Linked DNA regions of Mus musculus: all the other regions are linked to region 1. The links are chromatin loops, found by intact Hi-C in ENCODE. Cell type or tissue: heart. All regions are shown on one strand. Each heading gives the region's core, and the rest is flanking DNA. Links, peaks and the distances in the headings are about the cores only. Region 1 overlaps Pacsin2 (protein kinase C and casein kinase substrate in neurons 2). Region 2 holds the start of Pacsin2 (protein kinase C and casein kinase substrate in neurons 2). Region 3 has its middle 5.8 kb from the start of Pacsin2. Region 4 overlaps Ttll1 (tubulin tyrosine ligase-like 1).

Region 1 (5,390 bases), core at 908-4,907:
CTCCTCTAAACTCTCATTGTTTAGACTGGCAAGTGCTCTGGCAGGTGGGGGACCAAGTGTTGGGTCTCAGGCCGCTCCACTTTAGCAGCAGCCTCTAGAATCCAGCATCTTTTGATGGTCAGTTTCCCCGCTCATTGTTGAGGGCTCCACACCGCGTTCCAGAGAGAGAAGTCACTTTATTTGCTGATCTCTATCACTTCCTTTAAGGAATGTTCCCTTTTCCAGATGAAGTCATTGGAAGCAAAATAGGTTGTGCCAGGTAGCTGAGTTGAAACACATGTTTCTTCTTAACCAATGGTGTGAGGCCATGTGTTAGCTCAGGCCTGAACCAGGTGGTTTGTGTGCTCAAGAGATGCAGGACCCCTGTCCTTCTTCCTAAGGGACTGAGTGGACACACACTGAAGCTGGCAGCAGAGGGCCTCAGCTGGGCTGGAGGGTGCCTGTGTGGTTGGAGGGAGCAGAGCCTGAGCTTTTCATTGTTGTTGAGCCGCTGAACCCACTTGTGATGAATATGGTAGTGCTGGGCTCTCTTTCAGCCTTTAGAAGGACTTGAAGAAAAGAACATAGAATAAAATGGGAAGGGGACAGGTGTATTGATAAAGTAATTTTAGCCACTGGAGTTAAAACCTCTTCAAATAGTTTCCTTCTGTGGATCTCATCTCCCTGATTCAAAGTCACTCAGACTTCAGCCCCCCCCCCTAAAATGTCTGACAAGTTTTAGCAGAGTGAGGTATCCAAAGAAACGTGGATGCTACAGAGAAGGCCGTGAAGAAAAGAGGGCAGTGATACAGACCCACGCCCTCGGAGTTCCCATTTGTGGTGTGGTGGTGTAGCCTTTAATCCTAACACTCAGGAAGCAGAGGTAGATGGAACTCTGTGAGTTTGAGGCTAACCTAATCTACAGAGTTTCAGGAGAGCTAGGGCTATGTAGAGAGACCCTGTTGATAGGCAGGCAGGCAGACAGACAGACAAAATACAAAAAGGTGTTAGACATTGAAAGTGGTTTTGAGTGGGAGTTTGAGGCTAGGATACTGCCTGCCTCACCCAGGTCTGTAGTGCAGGAAGGGCATGGCAGACAGGAGGCGTGAACTGGCTGTACCTACAGTGCAGTGGCAGTAGAGTACCCACTTGGTCAGAGCTGTGTGCTCTGGGGGTGGGGTGGGAGGGCGAGGCTTGGGGACTGACAGTTTGGTGGGAAGCGAGCAGAGCTGGAGCTGTGGAGGCCATGGAGGGGCATGCATGGTCACTGGGCTGATTTCTCTCGAAGCTGGGAGGCTTGTCCTGGGATGTGGCCATGTGGGACCACCCTTCATCCCAACATGGCATCATTCAGGAAACAAAATGTCTTTGCCGGTTTGGTATTTCTTTCAAAAGCATTCTGTGTGGTTGGATGACATTTCAAATAGCTCAGGAGGCTGTTAACAGTAGAGTCTCCCCATGCCAGGGGCACATGTGACTGAGTGAGGACTGTGTAGCCATGAGCTTTGAGAGGTCACAGTTGCTGCCGTCCAGCAGGACACGTATGATGCTGCCCCGCAGCTGCCTGTGTTCCATCTCTGCACAGCCCTTGTCCTGGCTGCCTGGTGCCCCATGCTTCAAGTGTATTTCCTCTTCTCCTTTTAAGTCTCTTCTCATCTTTCTTTCCTTTCTCAGACAGGAGTTTACTGTTGGGAAAGCTGACCTTGTCGGTTCTACTTCCTCAGCCTCCCTGGTGCCAGACTCACGCCTCTGAGTCACTTCTCCCCGCTACAGTATCAGCATTTGATGGACACCAAAGTAGCTCTGAGTTTTCAGGGTTGTTTTTTTTTTTTCTGAACAGTCCCACAGTGAACTCTTAGCTCTCCTGGCTGAGCTTATCCATAGGGTAAACTTGCAGCTGAAACAGGTCCCAGGATAGATGGTAACTTCTCACATTGAGGTTGGATAATGTGCAGAGCTAAGGACAGATACAAAATATACAAGCTTGGGCTTTGTTTTTTTTTTTTTTAAGATTTACTTTTAATTATGTGAGTGTATGTGTGAGTGAAAGGGGACATGTGTATGAGGCACAGGTGCCCAAAGAGGCCAGACACATCGGATTCCCCTGGAGCTAGGTGTTCAGATGGTTGTGAGCTGTCTGACGTGGATCCTGGGAACCAAACTGGCATCACCTGCAAGAGCAGTAAATGCTCTTAAGTGCCCCATGCTTGGTTTTAAATAGCATGTCTTACTGCGTGGTTTTAGTTCTGAAAAGCTAAGTGCAGAGGTCCAGTCCAAGTTACTGTGCATCCTGTAGGTGAGATCCCATTGGTCCCTCTGCAGCTTTTGGTGCTGACCTCCCTGAGCCTAGTACATAGCAGGCCCGTCACTCTCCTGTCCCTTTACTGAGAGGTACCTGTCCCTACTTCCCGTCTTTTGGAGTCTTCTGAGGACATACTTGATCTCACCAAGTCCCTGTCCCTCACACTTCTTTCCCTAGCACCTATATTTCCTCTGTCCTAGAATTTAGCACACTGTGTGGCTCTGTCACTTAGCTGCATGGCAGGGTATCCTAGGGAGAATATCAACTCCAGGAGGACAGAGACTGTTAGCAGTTTAGGACAGTTGCTAGTATGTGGGAGATGTTTGTGGAATGAATGACTAACTGTGTACACTTATTTAAAGACTGCTGGCTGCCCACCTCACCCTGGGGCTGCACAGTGACTCGGAAGAGGCAGACATTTCCTAGGGACTGAAGAATATTCTGTGCAGGTAATGAGTAAGAAAGAAGCTTGTGTACCCATGGGACAGAAAGTGGCCTGGGAAGGCCGTGTGTGTACCACTGCTGCCCTCTGCGGCTAGTGCTTGGCAGGGATTTCAGAGGAGAGCTTCCTCTCATCTTTCAGGGAAGACAGGCAAGCACAGTTCTCGGACCCCCGTGCTTTCTGCAGTAGCCTGTAGGCCTCAGGAAGGCCTCTTGGTTTTTCCTCTGGAATGAACTAAAGGGATTAAAGTGAAGCTAGACGTCTTATGTAACACATCCTTTGTGTACCTGATACCTGTTATCAGGCCTGAAATGGTAGGAGGAGGTTATGCCAGCCTCCAGCTGGGGCCAAGGGCAGCTGTGGCCTCATCTGTTAACCTCTAAGCTTCTGCATGCTGGCAAAAGACTGGCTCTGGGACACGTGTGACATTGTACAGCTAGAAAAGTCACTAGAAGTAGGAACCTAGGCACTCTTGCCACATTCTTGCTCCTGGATTCCTAAGGAGTGCCTCTTAAACAGGATTGCTTAATAACTGTCTAAGGAGGGCTTACTGTGTGCTGGCCTTAGGGTCTCACACTGTGGCTCAGATGGCCTAGGGCATGTTCTGCAACCCAGGCGGCCTTGAACCCAGCAGTCCTTTTGCCTCTTGAGCTTCCTAAGTGCTGAGATGTCAGGCATTGGCCACCAATGTGGCTTTTTTAATTAGTTTCTTGCTGGCAGGTTATATGTTTATTGTACCATCAACTGGACTGGATTTAGAATCACCTAGGAAACATACGTCTAGTCAAGTCTGTGAGGGCGTATCCAGGTTTAGCCGAGAAGGGAAGGCCTACTCTAAATGTGGGCAGTACGTCCAATGGGTGTGGGTCCTAGGCTAAATAAAAAGGAGGAAGTTAGTTGAGTCCCATCTCTGCTCTCCGGGCTATGAATGCAGTGTGACCAGCTGACTCAGACTGGGGTATCTCCATCACTGATGGATTGTGTCATCAAACCATGAGCTCAAACCCTTCATACCTCAAGCTGGCTTTGTCAGTGGCCTATGCTGTCCTTGCCACTTATGTAACTGGGATGTTGAGGCCTCTAGGAAGAGCTGGGCTGAGGCACTGTCCATTGTCTCATGCGTGATGGGCAGCTCACTGAGTGCCTGCAGAAGCCCTGCATGCCTCTAAGAGGTCCATAAGGGAGGAGCCTTTAGCTGGGAGTCCTGTGCGCCCAAGTCACTCGCTCAGCTGCTGGAACTTGTATTGAAGCTCTTGATGTGTAGTGTGTGCCCTCTTCCTCCCGCTGACGGGATGGAGATCCCTGGCTTCTCATCCCTCGGCAGCAGCACGGGGAGTCCTCGGAACCCAGAACACTGCTCAAGCTTTAGAGCTTAGTTCCTTTAGGAAGGAGTCACTGTCTGAGTGTGAACCAGAGTGTGAACTCACAAACCATATGCTAGACCCAGTCCGTTTTTAACAAAGAGCGGTGATAGCTTTTTGTGCTTTTGTGCTTTTCTGGAGTTCTTTAGTAACTGTTATCTCCAATGCACTCCTGAACCTAGACCTGCAGTCTACCACTCAGCCACACCTTAAAGCCCACTTGAGCCCCTTAGTGCCACAGAGGAGGGCTGTGAGTCATGAGGAGGGCGCCTGCTTTCCCACCACAGTCAGCAGGGAAGCCCCAGAGCCACAGCTTCTGCTTCTGAAGGAGTGGCCTTCAGGCCTGCAGCACACTGAGTCTGAGGAGGGTGGTGGACATTCAGCGGGCATTGTGGAGTGACTGTGTTAGGGTTTTGTTTTTCTCTTTCTCTTCCCCGACCCCTCCTGCTACTGTGACAGATGTCTGAGAAAACAGTGTACTGGGAGTAAAGGCTTGGTTTGGCTCATGGTTTCCATCCTGCTCATCTCCATAGGGGCAGCGAACCAGAGAGAGAGAAAGGGCCAGAACATGTTCCCAGTGACCTCCTTCCTCCAAGTGATGTCATCATGTTCTCAGTCTTAGAGCAAAAGCAGTTTGGGGAATTAATGTGTTGATGTCACCAGAGTCCTCTGACTGATTGGAACACCAGCTGAGTAGCAGACCTTCAGCACAGCTCTGGAGGATACGGTGCTATATCCAACCAGCAGGTGCTGGAACAGTGGTTTGAATCCTGGATACTTAGTTGCCTGCATGTAAAGTGACATTAGGAGCACATGTGTGTAGAGGTTTTGAGGATCAAGAAACTTGCTGCATAGGCTTAGCATAGACTACCTGTTGGTTCTAAGAGGTGTGCAGAACACGGCAGCTCCATATTCTTACCACGTACTTCTACGTAGAACAAAAGACTTATATACCTGGCTAAAGCAGGCTTGCTGAATTTGATACAAACATGGCTGCCTCTAGAATAAGAGCCTTCTGTGGGAGCATAATTTAGCCATTGCTTAGTAACTAAATACATATGTGACATCATCAGGCAGCTGTTCTAGTTACTTCCTTGATAATCTTTGACTATCAATCTATGGAGTTAAGTGTGGCTCTTTTGGGGTGCCACTTACCTGTCCTTGTTGATAGCTGGTTCTCATCCATAAGGGATGGCTCTCGTATTAGTATCCCTATTAGAAGAGACAGAGTTTGGACAAGAGAGGATTTTGATCTGGAAGCCCTTTTGGAGTATGGTTATGTCCTGTGCCTGGTCCTCTTACCTTA
Region 2 (5,390 bases), core at 66-4,065, 55 kb before region 1:
GGCTCACTAGTCCTGGTCTTTCCTGGACTTCTGTTTTAAAGTGGAGAAAATCAAGCCCCAAAGAAGGGAAGGAACTTGCAGGGTGGAGTGGCCATTTGCTGCCAAGCAACCCTCCCTACCATATCTCCTCGATTCTTGCATGCCTGAAGTGCTCCAGTGGAGAGGAACCCCTTTCTTTCTCCCTGTAGAGCTCATTGCTTTCTGGGAGGTCTTTGCTCTCTGTCATATTCTATCCACCTTGGGACAGTAAAAATGTCACTGTGTTTGATATTGTTGCCCCTTGTCTTTGCTAGGTTCACCGAACACTTGCCAGCTGCTCCCCCCCACCTTGTATTCTTTTGTTTTGTTTTGTTGAGACAGAGTCTGGATATGTAGCCTTGGCTGTCCTGAATCTCACTATGCAAACCAGGCTGGACTTGAACTCACAGAGCTCTGCCAGCCTCTGCCTCCTGAGAGCTGGGATTAAAGGCATGTACCACCATGCCTGGCTATCTCTACTTCTAGACATTGGAATTACTGAGATGATTTTTTTTTTCTTGAAGGAGTCACAGACATCATTGTTAAAAGGGTATTTTACAGGCAATACAGCTAGCCTCTGGGTAATTAAATAAATACATAAATAAATACATATTGAAAATGTTGGTCACTGTAAGGATATGAGTGGGGGAGGTTATTTTATATTTTCTGGGTGGGGGAGGGGCAAGGTCTCATATAGCTTAGGCTGACCTGAACTCTCTATGCAGTTGAGGATGACTGTGAATTCCTGATCTTTCTGCCTCTACCTCCTAAATGCTGAGATTACAGGCAGGTACCACTATGTCCAGCCTGAAAACTGGACTTCCTGTGTAGCTGGGGATGACCTTGAACTCCTGACCCTCCTGTTCTACCTTCCAAGTGCTACCTACTACATCTGCCTTTTCTGTTTTGTTTTGTTTGCAGGGAGGTTGAGGCAGGGTCTTACTATATATTCCAGGCTGACCTTACCTTTTTTTCTTTCTTTCTTCCAATTACTCGGTTGCGTAGGCTGCCTGGAGCTCTCAGCCATTCTCCTGTATCCGCCTCTTGAGTACTGGGATTACAGACACTAGCCACTGTCTGCCACCATTTACTCTTTACTCCATACAGTTCCCAGAAAGTTACCTGCTGTCAGTTTCTCAGACCCTCACCCACGCATCGCTTACTGTCCTCCTGGCCGGGACTGTGTGAGGTAGTGCTCAGCGAGGTATTAGCCGTTTTGGCTCATTATTTCTCTTTGCTCATAGGGCCAACCTCCTATCTGGCAGCGCTATGTGAGAAGCAGAAAGTCTGTATATTGTCTGGTGCTCTGATGGCCATATCGGCATCCTCTGGAGGGAAGTCTCTCCACCCCACTTCCTCTTCTTTTTTGTGTTTTTGGTTAGCCTGTAACACACTATGTAGACCACAGTGGCCATGAACGCAGAGATCCACCTGCCTCTGCCTCCTGAGTGCTGGGATTAAACGCGTGCGCCACCATCCCTGGCTTGGAGGAAACTTTCTTTAAAAAAAAAAAAAAATTGTGTGTATGAGTGTTAGCATGTCTGTACCTCGTGCGTGCCTGGTACCAACAAAGGCCAGAAGAGGGCGTCAGACAGATAACCCTCCAACTGGAATTTCAGATCAGGGTAAGCCTCTACGTACTAGGTACTTGGAATGGAATCCGGGTCCTCTAGAAAAGTAGCAATTTCTCCAGATCCGAGGAAACTTTCTCAAAGTCCACCTTATCTGAATTATAGATCAGGGACCGCAGTTGTTCTGGGTGCTAGGGAAACCACAAAACTCTGGCCCACTTTAAAAAAAAGTCCTTTAGTCCCGGTCCTTTGGGCGTCTCCCAGGGAGTGACCCGTGTTGGCCTCTCAGCGGCTTAAGTAGTAGCTCCTCGTTTGACTGACAGGAAAGGCCGCTAATGCTAGCCCAAGGTAGTTCCTTTAGCTTCTGGGGGGGCGTGCCGCCTCCGCTTTAGACTATCCAATCTGGAGCGCCGCTGGGCCGAAGGGCGGGGTCTGGATGCAGGCAACCAATAGGGCGAGCACAGCGGGCGCGGCGGGGGCGGCGCGGTCGCGGCTGGCGGCAGAAGCGGCTGCGGCGGGTCTGGGCAGGGCCGGGGAGCTCGGTTGGAGCGGAACGGGAAGGGGTCGGAGTCGCAGCCCGGCCGGGGCGGCGTGCTCAGTGGGACCCGAGGCGAACGGCGGCCGAGGTGAGGGGTGCGCCGCGACGGTTGGGACACGGGTCGGTGGCCGCGCCTACCCCTGTCAGGCCGCGCTGGGGCCGAGCGCGCGGGGCCGCGCCGCTCGAAACTTCTAGTCCGCGCGCGGGGGGCCACGCGCCGGCGGGCGGAGCCCGGGAGGCCCGAAGGGCGGCCGGAGCGGACGAGTCCCACGCGGACGCACTCATGGGGCGCTTTGCAGACTCTTGCCTTCCATTTCCGTCCTCCCCACACTCTGTGACCGCCGTGGTGAGAGCCAAGCCTGACCGGTGAACACGAACTAGGGGTGTGAGGCGAGACAGGAAAGGCTGCATGCTGTCCTTTTTGACTTTCATAGTTTTCGAGACTCAGTGGATCCGAATCGTCAATTCCCTCCTACCTCCCGTGGGGGCTCTAGAGCCGCGTTCTCTTCTCTTCCCAAAGACCCCAGGCTTGCGGACCCCCTCTGAGAAGGTCCACTTTTCTTTTTTTCCAGGAGTGGATCCAGAGGAGCTGGCTAGGGATCTCAAGGCCTTAGAGGTTAGACCTGGAAGTAGACACGCCCCAGGGGTGCTGCGTTCTTGTTGGCCCCTTGAGGGAAGATAGTTTTGGTCCGGGCTGTGTGCACCATCCCTGGCCCTTGTCGGCTTCCCTTGACCGCAGCTGTCCTTAGGTTTAGTGATGAAGGGGGAGTAGGTTGCTGACAGTCTCCAGGGCTACTCATTAGCGGTTTAGCAAAAACACTTCTGCACTGTCCTGATGTAAATCTATTTAATCCCGAGTTGTGGACGTGAGCTCACACCTTCCTACCCCCTGCAGGTTTTCCACTTTGCTTAAGTTCTGGTCTTGCACCTCTGGGATTGTCAGCTTGGAGCCCCTGGTGAAGGGATCAGCCAGGTGAACTGGGTTCTGTGTTAGCCTCCCTCTTCCGTCCCTGGGCGCTCAGATTCACTTTTCCACAGAAGTCCGGATTTGAGAGTTAGCGTAGTTGGGGGTTCTCCTGACTTTCCTGGAACACTCTAGTCTGTGCATTTACACTGAACTGTAGAGTTTGGCAGTCTCCTTGGTGAAGCTATGCTACTTTAGCCGTGAGGCCACTACATGAAAAACTTGTGTGATGTGTGCAGTTTAGAGGCTTTAAAGAAACTGATCATTGGGCTGATGGATATTTATTACTTGGGAAAGTAGCTGAGCACAGAGGAGTAGCTGACTGATTAGATCTGCTCTCTCTGTGCAGGATTTTTAAAGACTCATTGGACTAGAAATGGTATTTTAGTTCATGCTGTTTGGGGAGCTAGGGTTTGTTATTTCCAACCATAATAATTAGTGTAAAAGTGTGTGTATGTAAGAAACACATCTAAGTTTCCATGTTGTCTGGTAGAGAGAGGTGCCATTGGCTTTTCCGTAGTCCTCAGTGCCAGTACAGGTTTCTAATGGCCAGGCATTTCTAGGGGGAAGATAGGGGGTTGCCCTTAGTTTTAAGGGGTTTGTTTTGGACGCAGGGTCTCACTGAGTAGGCCAGGTTGGCTTGGACTTTTCAGAGATCTGCCTGCCCCTGCCTCTTGAGGGCTGAGATTGAAGGTGTATTACACCGTACCTGGCCACCCTTAATCTTTTTATTCTTTTCTTTTACCTGAAAGTCCATGCTGATGGGTTAAGGCCTGATTCTTAGGCTTCCTGGTTCTGAAAGGGGGGGGGTCATCACTCGGTTGTTACGGATGTTATGGACTATCAAATAACAGTAATAAAATTGCTAACTGTTGTGGCATCGTGTGAAGCATACGTGAGTGCTCTATGGCCAGCTTCACCTGAAACCAACCGCTCAGCTGACTCTGGCCTGCCTTATCTACCATCCCATTGTACCTGGCTTCCTGGAAGCCACCCTTTAGATTATGTAGGTAATAATCATGTTCACATGGGCCGAAGTGCCTGCTCAGTTTTTTTCCAGTTGGGAGCTACAGCTGCATACCTGAAGGCAGCAGAGGGAGGCAGGGCTGAGGTATGCAGTCGATTTGTATACTAGGGGCAGAGTCCTTTAAGGCCTCTGCACACCCTCCTCACACCTGAAAGTAGACCCGATGTCTAAATGGGCCTGAACTTGTCCCCGATGGATCTCAACGGTGGCTGGTGGTCTTTGGAATGGCTCTTTGGGGATTTATTTCCTCCCCCTGCCCCCGAATTTTAATATCCAGATGGCTGTGCTGTCTGCTGACTAGAGGCCATCTTAACAAGGACAGGTCTCCCGGGGCTGGGAGATGCTCAGTCAGTGAAGCACCTGATGTGCAAACCTAAGGACCTGCGCTTGAACCCCCAGCAAAAAATAAGGTGAGGACGGGGCATGGCTCAGTGGCTAAGAGCTGTAAGATCCTTACAGAGGATCTGGGTTTGAGTCACAGCACCCACGTGGTACCACAACCACCTGTAACTGCAGTCTCAGGGGATCCTGTGTCCTCTGCTAACCTCTGAGGCACCAGGCATGTTTGTACACGGTGCACTTACATACATACATACAGGCAAATGGCCATGGCATAAAATTAAGAACTCTAATGCAAAATAAAGTGGACAGTCATCAAACTCTGTCCTGCACTTGCACACAGGTGCACACACAGAGTAGTTCTCCCACTGTGCACTTGCCTGTAATTCTACCCTTTGGGAGGCTGAGACAGGGAAATCTCTGGTCTGAGGCCAGTTTGGACTGCCCAAAACACTCAAATCCTATAAATGTTCTCCTCTGAAAAAGGTTACAGAAAAAAACAAAAGGGAACTAGAGGTGGCTCACCAGTTAAGAGCACTAGTTAGACCTGAGTTCAATCCCAGCACCTACATGGTAGCTCACAGCTGCCCATTATACCAGATCCTGGGGATCCCATACACACATGGTGTACAGACACACGTGTAGGCAGAATACCCATTCACATAAAATAAAAAATAAAGGTTAAAAAACACCTAAACAAACAAACAAGGTCTTCATACTCAGGACAGAAGGGTGTTTAGGGATTCAAATTCCAGAGGACAAACAGTCCTTGTGTGGACAAACACTTCTAGAAGGACATTCCAGGATAGTTACGATGCCAACAACGCATCCACCACCAAGGAAGCAGAACCGAATGGAAAAAAACCCATGCTGGCATCCAGAAGCCCAAGTGCTGGACCCAGGATGGATGGACATCTGAGGTCATGGACTCTC
Region 3 (5,390 bases), core at 1,279-5,278, 61 kb before region 1:
TGGGATTAAAGGCATGCACCACCACCGCCCAGCTCAGCCTGCTTTCTTAAGGCACCCAGGACCCACCATCCTGAGGATGGCCCCACCTACTATGGGCTGGGCCCTCCCCCATCGATCACTAATTAAGAAAATGCCTTACAACTGGATCTTATGGAGGCCTTTTTTCAATGGAGGTTCCCTCCCCTCATATGACTTTAGCATGTGTCAGATTGATATAAAACTAGGTAGCACACACAGTAGCCTTTACCCACTGGGCCGTCTTGCTGGTCCACCTTAGGATTTTTGGTTTTGGTTGGTTGGTTTTTGGGGATTTTGTTTGTTTGGTTTTGGCTTTGAGACAGGCTCTTACATAGTTCAAAGTAGTTTTGAACTTACTATGTGGCTAAGGGTGACTTTGGACTCCTATTGTGCCTGCTTTTATCTCCTAAGTGTTAGGACTGATTAGAGGAATGCACTGCCTCATGCCTGTGTTTTAATTCTCAATTTTACTTTAAAAACTGTTTCTGAAAAAAAAAAAAAAGTTCTTCCTATGTAGCCCAGGCTTTGCTGAGACCCATGATCCTCCTGCCTCTGCCTCCCCAGTGCTGGGATTATAGTTGTGAACACAGAGTGAAGATTTTTAGGGTAGTTGCAGGACTCTGTAGGATAAGGGTAGGCCCAGGAATTGGTCAAACCCCATGGAAAACAACACAGAGCATAACCCCTACTGTGTGCTGTGAACTTCAGTTAGTAGCGATATACTAGTGTTGATCAGTCATTTGTAACAACTGTGCCCACACTGACTTACGATCTAAGTGAGAGATGGTGGCGAGAGGGGCAGAGGGGAGGAGTGAGTGCAGACATGAGGAAAATCACCTCTGTGCCCACCGACCTGAGATCTCAGTGATGGATGCTGGTGATGGAGATCAGAGGAGAGGAGTGCAGGCCTTCTTCCCTCCCCAAAGGCCTCAGCCATCGCAGGTATGCAAGAGCTTTAGTTGAATCCCCATCATGGAATTCTTAGGGGCTATGCAACCCGGTCACAAGCAACATGAACAGACAGTTCCCAAAGGATCATTTGGATGGCTGTGCTGGGGCAGGAGACTTTGGTCATGCTTAGCAATGGGATAGGAGGCTCTTAGAGAGTAGGGCAGAGCTGGCTAAGTTCAGCCTCCCTTTTGTGGGGCTTGGATAAGGAATGTCAGTTGCGTTGTGGGAATTTCTGACTGTGGGGGCTGTCGTGTTAGTGCCTGGTTCCCAGGCGGTCCTTGGCAGGGTCTGGCACTGGGTAGTTAGCTGTCTGGGCACACTGCTGGAATGCTCTGACCTGTGATTAGCCAGGCCAGGCTTGGCTCTCTCTGCTGCCCACATGATACTCCCATCAGCCTTAATGAGTGCACGTGCTGCAATCTGAAACTGGAGCCAGGGCTGGAACCAGTTGCACAGAAAATAGAAGTGTCACAACAGGAAGGGTGCGTCCAGTCTGCCAAGGGACAGCTGGGTTCGGGGATGGGGGTGGGGGGGAGTTGGCCTGCTCCTCTGTCCACCCCAACCCCCGGCCACCTGGGAGCTTCTGAGATCCATATGCCTAGAGGAAGAAGGCTGAGATCACCTTGCTGGATTTGGGCCCTTCTGGCCTCCCTAGCCTTGGCCTTACCCTGGAAGGATGATCTTGTGTTACCACTCCAACCACACACATTCCCATTACTGACTGACCTTCAGGCACCTTCCCAATTCTGCTTATCTCTGAGGACCTACTCTGGGGTCTCTCAGGACCTGATGTGCCCTGCTCAGGTGTCTCTTTCCCGCCCGGCTCCTATCTTCTTTCCTGCTGCCCCATCTAGCAGGGGATGTTGGGAGGTGAGGTTGTGTAGCAAGGAACCTACCTACCCTGTGTCTGTTGAATTTAGTTCCAAGGGGAGAGGGGAAAGAACATTGGAGAAATTGAGAGGTGGAGGCAAGTTTGAAAGGGGTCCCTGACTACTGGCTGGAGGACCTGGCGCAGCTCTCCTGACTTCCCCAGGCCTGACTGCCTCAGCTTGGTAGGACCATAGGTCCCCTCTGTCACCTTTGCACTTTGTGGCTCTGGATTCCAAATGTTCAACATATCATCCTCTGGCCACTCTCTGTCCCTGACTGCCCAATAGTGGCATTTGGGGCATGAAATCTTATTCTGTGCTTTGTTTTCTTTTTTTCTAATAAATTTATTTTTATGCGTGTGTTTTGCTCACCCCACCGGTGTGCAGGTGCATCGAGTAAGATGCCTGATGCCTTTGGAGGTCGGAAGAGGATGTTGGATTCCCGTGAACTGAGTTACGAATGGTTATAAGCCACTGTGTGGATGCTGGGAAGCCAGCCCAGGACTCCTACAAAAGCACCAGGTGCTCTTAACCACTGAGTGACATTCACTGCACACAGGCCTCGGGAGGAAGAGAGAAACCCACCATCATGTGATTATGAGCATACTGGGTGGGACACAGCTCTAGGTCACGTGATTGAAACCCATGGGTATCTCCCATCCTCCTTGGGCCCGCTATCCTTGTTGGCAGCATCTTCTCCTTGTTCTCTTCTTTCCCCTTTCTTTCCTCCCCCTCCCCACCCCCTGCTTTGAGGTAGGTTTCATGTACCCCAGGCTGGCCTTACCTTAAACTTGGTATTTATCCAAGGATACTCTTGAACTTGTGATCCTCCTGCTTCTGCCTTCTAAATGCTGGGGTTACAGGAGTGGGGGACCACGCCTGGCGTCTGTGGTTCTGAGGACTGAACTTGGGCTTTGTGTGTACTAGGCAAACAGTCTACTGACTGAGCCACACCCTCAGCCCCCATTAAAAAGAATCTTTCTGTGTTGTGTGTATGTGGGATATGTGTGTGCATGTATGTGTGAGTATGTCTGTGGTATGTGTATGTATATGTATCTGTGATGTGTGTGTGTGTGTGTGTGTGTGTGTGTGTGTGTAGTGTGTTTCCCAGGCTAGCTGGCCTGAGCACCTCTAGGCACTCTCTTGTGTCTGCCTCCCATGTCCCTCTAGGAGCACTGGGATTGCAGATGCTCTTCTATGTCCAGCTTGTTCTGGGAAACCAAACTGAGGTCTGCAGGTGGATGGGGCAACACACTTTACTCCTGAGCCATCTCCCTGACCCAGGTCCATTATCTCCGGCAGATCCCGAGGGAAACAGAAGTGGGTGCCACAGTCAAGCATTCATGAATGCAGAGTTGCCTAAACTTGGACTGGAGTTGGCCTCACCTGCTTGCTGCCCCCACAGGGCTGTCTGAGATAGAATGTGGGTGCTAAGTAGTCCCAGCTAGGGTGGAGGCTCCCCCAAGGGAGATGACGTGAGGGTCAGAAGGGAACCTGGGCGGGTCATCTGAGAATGTGGATGACAGGGCAGGACAGGCACGCTGGAGGAAGAGGACATGGATGGCATCTGTCTGTGGTGACAGACAGCAGCAGACAGGTGGTGCTGGCTGAGCCAGGCCAGTTCTGTCCACTCTTAGGAAGAAAGGGAGGCGGGGACCTCAGCTGCTTGTTTCTCCCCACCCCTTCCATTCTATTCAGGCCAGGAGGCAGCTCTGAGGCATAGATGCATCCTGGCATGGGCTGGCACCCAGCGCTGGTGGAGCAAGCCTTCACTGCCTGGTGCTCATGACACTAAACACTTCCCATATAGGCAGAACTGCTTTCTACAGCCATTCCGAGGGAGGGCCAGCTATCCTCATTCTCCAATCAGACAAGCCTGCAGAGGCTGAGGAGTGACAGGCAGGCTTGCCCAGTCTTCTGACTTAGAGAAATGATGGGGGAGGCTTTGAAATTCACCTTTGTCCCAGAATGTCCGCTAAACTCTTGGGCCATGGGCTTACTGGGCATTTTTCTCTTACTCTCTTCTTCCCCGTTCCTGCCTTCCTTCTCTAGGGTATCTCTAAGGTACCATCTCTAAGGTATCGTTATAAAATATATGGGAGATGGAAGAGTAGATAGGAGAGTGCACACCTGGCCTTCCTCCAGTTGCTATTGCCATGGCAACAGTTACTTGGAGGTGCCTGACAAAGGACCACAGCCTCCACCTGGGGGGTTGAAAACAATGATGCTTAAAATCAGAGCTCTGGCAGGGGTGGTTGATAAGGAGCTACACAGGAGAAGGAGGGTGTCCTGCCAACACAGATTCCTTTCTGAATCCCAAGTGTCATTTTACAACTTGCAGGCTCCATAGCCCATGGTCCAAAGAGCATCTTTGATTGCAGTGAAAGAATGTGAGAATGTTCCAAACTTTTATAAGTGTGTGTGTGTGTGTGTGTGTGTGTGTGTGTGTGTGTGTGCCCTTAGAGGCCAGAAGATAGAGCAGGATAGTTGCAGTGCAAGCCTTTAATTCCAGGACTCAGGAGGCAGAGGCAGGCAGATCTCTGTGAGTTTGAAGCCAGCCTGATCTACAGATAGAGTTCCTGGACAACCAAGGCTACACAGGGAAGCTCTGTCTGAAAGCCAAACAAAGCAGAACATTTTAAGATAGGGTCATGTGAGCCGGGCATGGTGGCTCACGCCTTTAATCCCAGCACTTGGGAGGCAGAGGCAGGCAGATTTCTGAGTTTGAGGCCAGCCTGGTCTACAGAGTGAGTTCCAGGACAGCCAGGGCTAGACAGAGAAACCCTGTCTTGAAAAAAAAAAAAAAAGATAGGGTCATGTGTAGATCAAGTGGCTTTCTTCATCCTCCTGCCTCTGCCTCCCAAATACAGGAAATTAGGCTTGCACTACCGCATATGACTGCTGTTGTGTGGAGTTAGAGTCTGGCTGAGTTCAGGGTGGTTTTGAACTCTTGTTCCTCCTGCCTCTACCTGAGTGGTTGGTCAGGTTAAGGTGCGCACCACCATGGCCAGCTCCACGGGGAACTTATTTTTGTAACTTTCATCAAATCAAGTCTGGGCCTTATTGGGTCTTCATTCAAATTTCACTTGGTCCAACTTGGCACAAATGGTAGTCCTGTGCTACAGACCTTCCACATGGGTTTTCCACTTAGTAGAAGTTAGAGTTTCCACCAGGATCTATGCCCTGAAGTAGTGGGAGGCAGGAGAAACAGTAGAAATGTAGGACAGACACACCTGTAAGACTTTTTGCAATCCCAGCTCCTGGGAGATTGAGGCAGGAGAATCAGGAGTTCAAGGTCACCCTTGGCTATCTGGTGAGTCCTGGCCAGTTCAGGCAGCTACGGACAGTTTGCCTTAGTTGTCTGTCAGAAGGCAGTGAGATGTCTCAGCAAATAAAAGTGCTTACTCTCTAGTCTGATGACCTGAGTTTGATCCCTGGGCCCTACAAGGTGGAAGGAGTGGACTTTCTCCAGTGGGTTGGCCTCTGACCTTTCTCACATGTCCTGTGCAGTGAATACACACAAACAGATAATTGGTTTAAAAAAAAAAACAA
Region 4 (5,353 bases), core at 1-4,000, 75 kb before region 1:
CCCTTCCCCATGAGGGACTAGTCACATGAACGGTATAGTATCGAATAGAGTTTATTCAGGGCATGGGGAGGGAGTTAAGAGCTTAGAGAGAGGTTTTGGAGGCTGGCCATGAGCATGTGGAGGGGGGTGGGGAGCAGAATGGGGAGGGGGGGTGAGGAGTGGGAGCAAGAGCCAGAGAATGAGGAAGGCACACTTGGCTGTTCCCCTAGACTAAATGCCAACATCAGGAATTCTATAAAGTCATTAATTCATGAAAGTTCATCTTCATGTTGATCTGAAGTTTGCCCAAGAGGGTGGGCTAATCACCCAGGAAGTAATCACATCGGGCTCTAGGCCGTGAGGGTCTCCCGGTGTCCACTCACACGAGGCCACATAAACGGGGACTATGGCAGTGACTAACATGAGAAAGCACATCAACAGCAAGAAGCAACCCTGAGACAGTCTCTGGGGCCGTGCTTCAGCAGAGCACACCCATTGCAGCCAAGCAAGATGGCAGGGGCCGTCTCCTGGGAGCGCACTTGCCCACTGCTGCTCTTCCTGCATGGCGTCTGCCAGGCCAGCATGTGGGCTCAGCAAGTAAAGGTGACTCCCACCAAACCTGGTGGCCTAAGCTCTGTCCCCAGGACCCACATGGTAGAAGGAGAAAGCTGACCCCTGCAAGTTGTTCTTTGACTTCCATATAACGAACAAACCTCGCCCCAGTAAAAAAATACGCTGAGGTTCAAAACATACTTAAGTGCCCAGAAATGCACTTCTCACAGCTCAGTGACTTGGCTTAGGAATCAGGAGGCCTGATGTTAACCCCGTCTCTGCATACCTGAGCTTGGGGCAGAGTGGAAGGAAGCCGTGGAGAGGAGAGGCAGTTCCCTTTGCAGGATCTATTCCTGGTAGCAAGAGCTGCAGGACACAGGACTATATCTGGTTCTTCAGACGTGAGGTCCAAGGTGTTCCTCAGCACCGCCTCAGGCTGAGTACAGCCATCAGGCCCTTTTCTGCCATCCACTAACACTGGGTTCCCTGTCTGAAATGGGGTTAGCCCTACCCCACAGGGTGTGTGAAGTGTTTGCAGGCAAGAGCTGTCTCCCTGACCACCCTCCTGGGCTGGCTGACTAGTTTCTCCTTTTTTTTTTTTTTAGGATTTATCATATATAATATATCATATATATTTTTTATTTTTTATTTTTTATTTTTTATATATATTTTTTATTATCATATATAATATACATATAATATCATATATAATATATCATATATAATATACATATTATATATGATTATTATCATATATAATATACATATTATATATGATAATAAAAAATAAATCCTAAAAAAAAAATATGAACGTCTGTAGCTGACTTCAGACGTTCCAGAAGAGAGCATTAGATCTCATTACGGGTGGTTGTGAGCCACCATGTGGTTGCTGAGATTTGAACTCAGGACCTTTGGAAGAGCAGTCAGTGCTCTTACCCACTGAGCCATCTCCCCAGCCCCCAGGCTGACTAGTTTCTCATTCACTACTCTCCCAAGACCAGTGCCAAATCCTGCCCGGAGCCCGTTAAAATGGCGTCTGTCTAGGATGGGCGGACTGTCTACAGTGACCGTTTAGCTGGGTTTCTCTCGAAGGCTCCGTGGTCTCATGTGACATGTGGGCTGGAGAGGGAAGCGGGATGCCAGAATCTGGAGCTAGGTGGCTCCTTCTAGTGACGTGTTTGTTCTGCAGCAGCCCAGTGGCCACTGTGTCACTGCCGCCCCTGAACAAGGCCTCCCAGTGATTCTCCAGTGATCTGTTTCAGGTATGACGAGGAGCTGGCCCAGGGTGACGGGGCTGAACGAGAGCTTAGAAACCGCCCAGGCCAGCCAGTGGGGCCCAGAGCAGGCCGCTCGAGAGACTCAGGAAGAAGTGTCCTCACAACCTGGAAGTGACCAGCAGCGAGAAGAAGGACCCCAGCTTGGACCTTCCCACAGTCGCTCCACCCAGTCCCTGCTAAACACCCGTTTTGGAATTTCAGTTTTCCAGAGTGCTTTCCTGAGCAGGCCTTGTAAATAAAGACTCAATGCAAGGTGGAGGAGTCCACATCACTGGGGCTCAAGCACTTGCAAGTGCACACATGCACACACACACACACACACGCACGCACGCACGCACGCACACATGCACACACAAAAACAACAGCTTCGGTATGTGATGGAACTTCCTTTTTTAAAGATTTATTATTTTTGAGATAGGTACCTCTGGATGGCCTGGAACTTGCCATGTAGACCAGGCTGGCCTAGAACTCACAGAGATCTACCTGCCTCTGCCTCCCAAGTGCTGGGATTAAAGGTGTGTGCCACCACATCTGACTTTATCTTATTATTTGTGTGTGTGTCCCATGTGTGTGACCCAAGGAAACCAGGAGGGGGCACCAGATTACCCAGAGCTGGGGTTACAGGCTCGTCAAAGTAGGGTTGGGAACTAAAACCTCTGTCTGCGAGAGCAGTGTCTGTAAATGTGAGTCATCTCTCCAGCCCCTGATGAAGCTGCTGCTGCAGCTTCTATTCCTCCTCCCTCCTCCTCCTCCCCTCCCCTCCTCCTCCCCCTCCCTTTCCCTCCTCCTTTTCCTCTCCTCTTCTTCCTCCTCCCCTCCCTTCCTCTTCCCCCTTCCTCCTCTTCCTCCTCCTCATTCTTCTTCCTTCTCCTCTTCTTCTGTTTCTCTCTGTGTCTGTCTCTCTCTCTCTCTCTCTCTCTCTCTCTCTCTCTGTCTTTCTGTCTGTCTGTCTATCTATCTACCTACCTATCTATCTATCTATCTATTTTGGTTTTTCAAGACAGGGTTTCTCTGTATAGCCCTGGCTGAACTGGAACTCACTCTGTAGACCAGGCTGGCCTTGAACTCAAAGATCCACCTGCCTCTGCCTCCCGAGTGCTGGGATGAAAGGCGTGCGCCCCCACTGCCTAGCCATGATGCAACTCCTTAAAATGTGTTCATATTCATTCAACGTTGCATTTTTAAAAGGGTTAAACAACCATGATGTGTTTCAAAAAGATGAAATGTCATGTGTTTCCTGGAGTCACTTTGTTTCGTTCCCTCTGGCGTTGTCAGAGCAGACAGGCGTTTATCTTTACAAGGCCCCTGCTGCTGTGCTCCTGGGGACCAGTGTCTGTCACTTTGGTTTGGAGATGAGGCTGGTCCAGTGAAGCAGGTACAGATCCCAAGGGGAGGTTGCTGTGACTCAGGCTTTGTAGGCACTGCTGGCTGGCAGCCTGCAGCAGTTCACAAGGAACTCCCTGGACACCAGGGGCTCAGAAAAGTATGTGGGGACCAGCTGCCACCTACATAAGCCCTGCTTGAAAATGGGGAAGTGTTTGTTTTGTTTTTTAAGTCTTTCGAGACAGGGTTTCTCTATGTAGCCATGGCTATCCTGGAACTTGCTGTGTAGACCAAGCTGATCTGCTGGGATTAAAGGTATGCACCACCACCACCCAGCACAAGTGGGATTCTCTGACAGTCACACCTGACACCACCCTAGCCCTAGCCCCATCCCCAGCCGCCCTAGCTCTAGCCCCAGCCGCCCTAGCTCTAGCCCCAGCCCCAGCCTCCCTAGCCCTAGCCCCAGCCCCAGCCCCAGCTGCCCTAGCCCCAGCCCTGTCCCCTGTGTCTAGCTGTGCAGGACAAGAGTAGATTTCACCTTATGTGAATCCTTGTCTCCATACCCAATATGCATGCTTTTATCATGTCGCTGCTAGTAAAGGAAAGGTCCTCCTGGTGTGCCTGGTGCCGTGTCAGAGGAGAGGCACAGTCATGCAGCGGGTTCAATCAGGATCTGCAAAGGCTGCAGTTGGGGCAGGCAATTTTCCTGTGTGACTTTCCAGTTAGGCAGGACACTGTACCGTGGGCCACTTAGGTGCTGTGTGTTGGTGACTGGACACAGACCTGTGCTTATTAGCTGTGATCTGGGTGGTCCCATTGGCTCACAGGACTTTGGTTTCTTACAGTATAAAATTAGAGATTCTGGTGTGGTGACTGTTGGGTCCCAAAGAAACTCAGGACAAATGACTAACTGTGGTTCCTGTTAGCACACCAAAGCACACACACCGGGTGGTCAGGCTCACTTAATACCTGTGGCTCCTCTCAGCTCTTCTCACCCAACCCCTACCCTAAACCTCTCCAACCCAGGGGCTTCACTCCACCCCCACCCCCTCCCCCACTCCCTCCCAGCTTCTCTTTCCTATATAACCCTGCCATTAAGCCAAACACTGTCCTTGTCCTCTTGGTCCCCCGCCCCCAACAAACACACGCATCTCTCCTCTTCCTCTCTCAGTTGTCCCCCGCCCCTCGTGGCCCCGTTCAGTCTACCGGCCAAGTTCAGTCCACTACTTTCTCTCCTTGCTCTGGACTCTCTCTCCCTCTGGCTGTGCTCACCCCTTCTCATCAACCACATCTCGGAATGGCCATGTCCTCATTTGCATTCGGTGACATGTGGCTGGAATTCCACGGTTAGGAGGTTAGGGCAGGATAATTGGCATGTGTTCAAAGTCAGCCTGAGCTACACAAGGTCAAGGCCAACCTGAGCTACATGGCTAGACCCCGTCTCAGACTCCCAACTGCAGAATGGGGGTTAGCTGTATTTTCCTCAGAAGGAACAAGGGGCACACGCAGGCTATAACTGGTTCATGTCACTCATTCCTGTGGTTTGGCTCCAATGTGCCCTGCTCCTGAGACAGTGAGTTGCATGGCTCATGGCCCCACCTCTGCCCTACCCGTGAATGGGTAGATGACGCCCACTAAGCTTTGGCAGTTCTAGACCTATGTGGTCCTTACAGTCTGGAGGTCTGGAAGAGGGGGAGGTCCCGGGTCATGCAGGCTGACCCGTGGAAGGATGGAGGATGCTCCACCATTTTGAATAAGCAATAGGTGATTTGTTGGTGACTCGGTGGCTAGTGTGTGTGAGACCGTGCTGAATAGATATGTGTAAGAGGCAAACTGTTGTGGTGATATATTCTCCGGCAGATGTTTCCTCTGCAAACTTCCAGAACACACGCCAGGAGGAAGCCCATGGTGTCAGAACAGGTCATGAGGAACCATTAGCTGGGAAACAGTACTGCTTACTGTCCAGCCCAGGGCTCAAGTGCTCACCCTCTTTGGGACTGTCCCGGATGACAGTCTGTTACTTTCCCCTTATAATGGGTGGGTCCCAAGATCTGGATGAGTGTCTGATTATTTGCATGACTTCTGACATTTGTGAACTATTCCAGGATTAATCTACTGTCTACCTGCTTCCCCATCAGCAAGGTGCTTGAGCTGTGGCCCCTAGACCCTGAGATAGCCCCCTCACTCTGCCTCCCTCCTCTGGTACCTGAGTCTCTGTAACC

What was found. Hi-C counts contacts between places; a loop is a spot of excess contacts. Peaks named below come from ENCODE experiments on the same cell type or tissue, not always from the same donor. Only the 100,000 strongest peaks of a DNase experiment are listed, where the experiment ranks them.
Region 2: it touches region 1 in a loop (2.1-fold over the local background); 7 of 42 quality-filtered maps call a loop at or near these places.
Region 3: a loop joins it to region 1, with 1.9 times the contacts of the local background. A loop is called at or near these places in 6 of 42 quality-filtered maps.
Region 4: it touches region 1 in a loop (1.8-fold over the local background); 3 of 42 quality-filtered maps call a loop at or near these places.

What each region holds. Positions count from the first base shown.
Region 1 is chr15:83,406,654-83,412,043 of GRCm38, reverse strand. All of the region lies in intron 1 of Pacsin2 (protein kinase C and casein kinase substrate in neurons 2), which reads left to right. Among named protein-coding and RNA genes, the nearest start is that of Gm41368, 24 kb to the right of the region's middle. In heart, for the core only: a CTCF peak has its summit at 2,800; DNase peaks (open chromatin) are centred at 1,633, 2,902, 3,557 and 4,433; H3K27ac peaks cover 2,387 bases.
Region 2 is chr15:83,461,284-83,466,673 of GRCm38, reverse strand. It overlaps Pacsin2 (protein kinase C and casein kinase substrate in neurons 2), which reads left to right and starts at 2,068. Exons shown (of 11, transcript NM_001159509.1): 1 at 2,068-2,215. In heart, for the core only: a CTCF peak has its summit at 1,595 (motif pointing right); DNase peaks (open chromatin) are centred at 103, 1,263 and 2,003; H3K4me3 peaks cover 2,404 bases; H3K27ac peaks cover 1,965 bases.
Region 3 is chr15:83,467,663-83,473,052 of GRCm38, reverse strand. No RefSeq gene overlaps it. Among named protein-coding and RNA genes, the nearest start is that of Pacsin2, 5.8 kb to the right of the region's middle. In heart, for the core only: a CTCF peak has its summit at 3,446; DNase peaks (open chromatin) are centred at 1,442 and 3,462; H3K27ac peaks cover 689 bases.
Region 4 is chr15:83,480,754-83,486,106 of GRCm38, reverse strand. It overlaps Ttll1 (tubulin tyrosine ligase-like 1), which reads left to right. Exons shown (of 12, transcript NM_178869.4): 12 at 1,794-2,338. The coding sequence ends at 1,923. Among named protein-coding and RNA genes, the nearest start is that of Gm52181, 5.4 kb to the right of the region's middle. In heart, for the core only: a CTCF peak has its summit at 2,390 (motif pointing right); no DNase peak of the experiment used is centred there.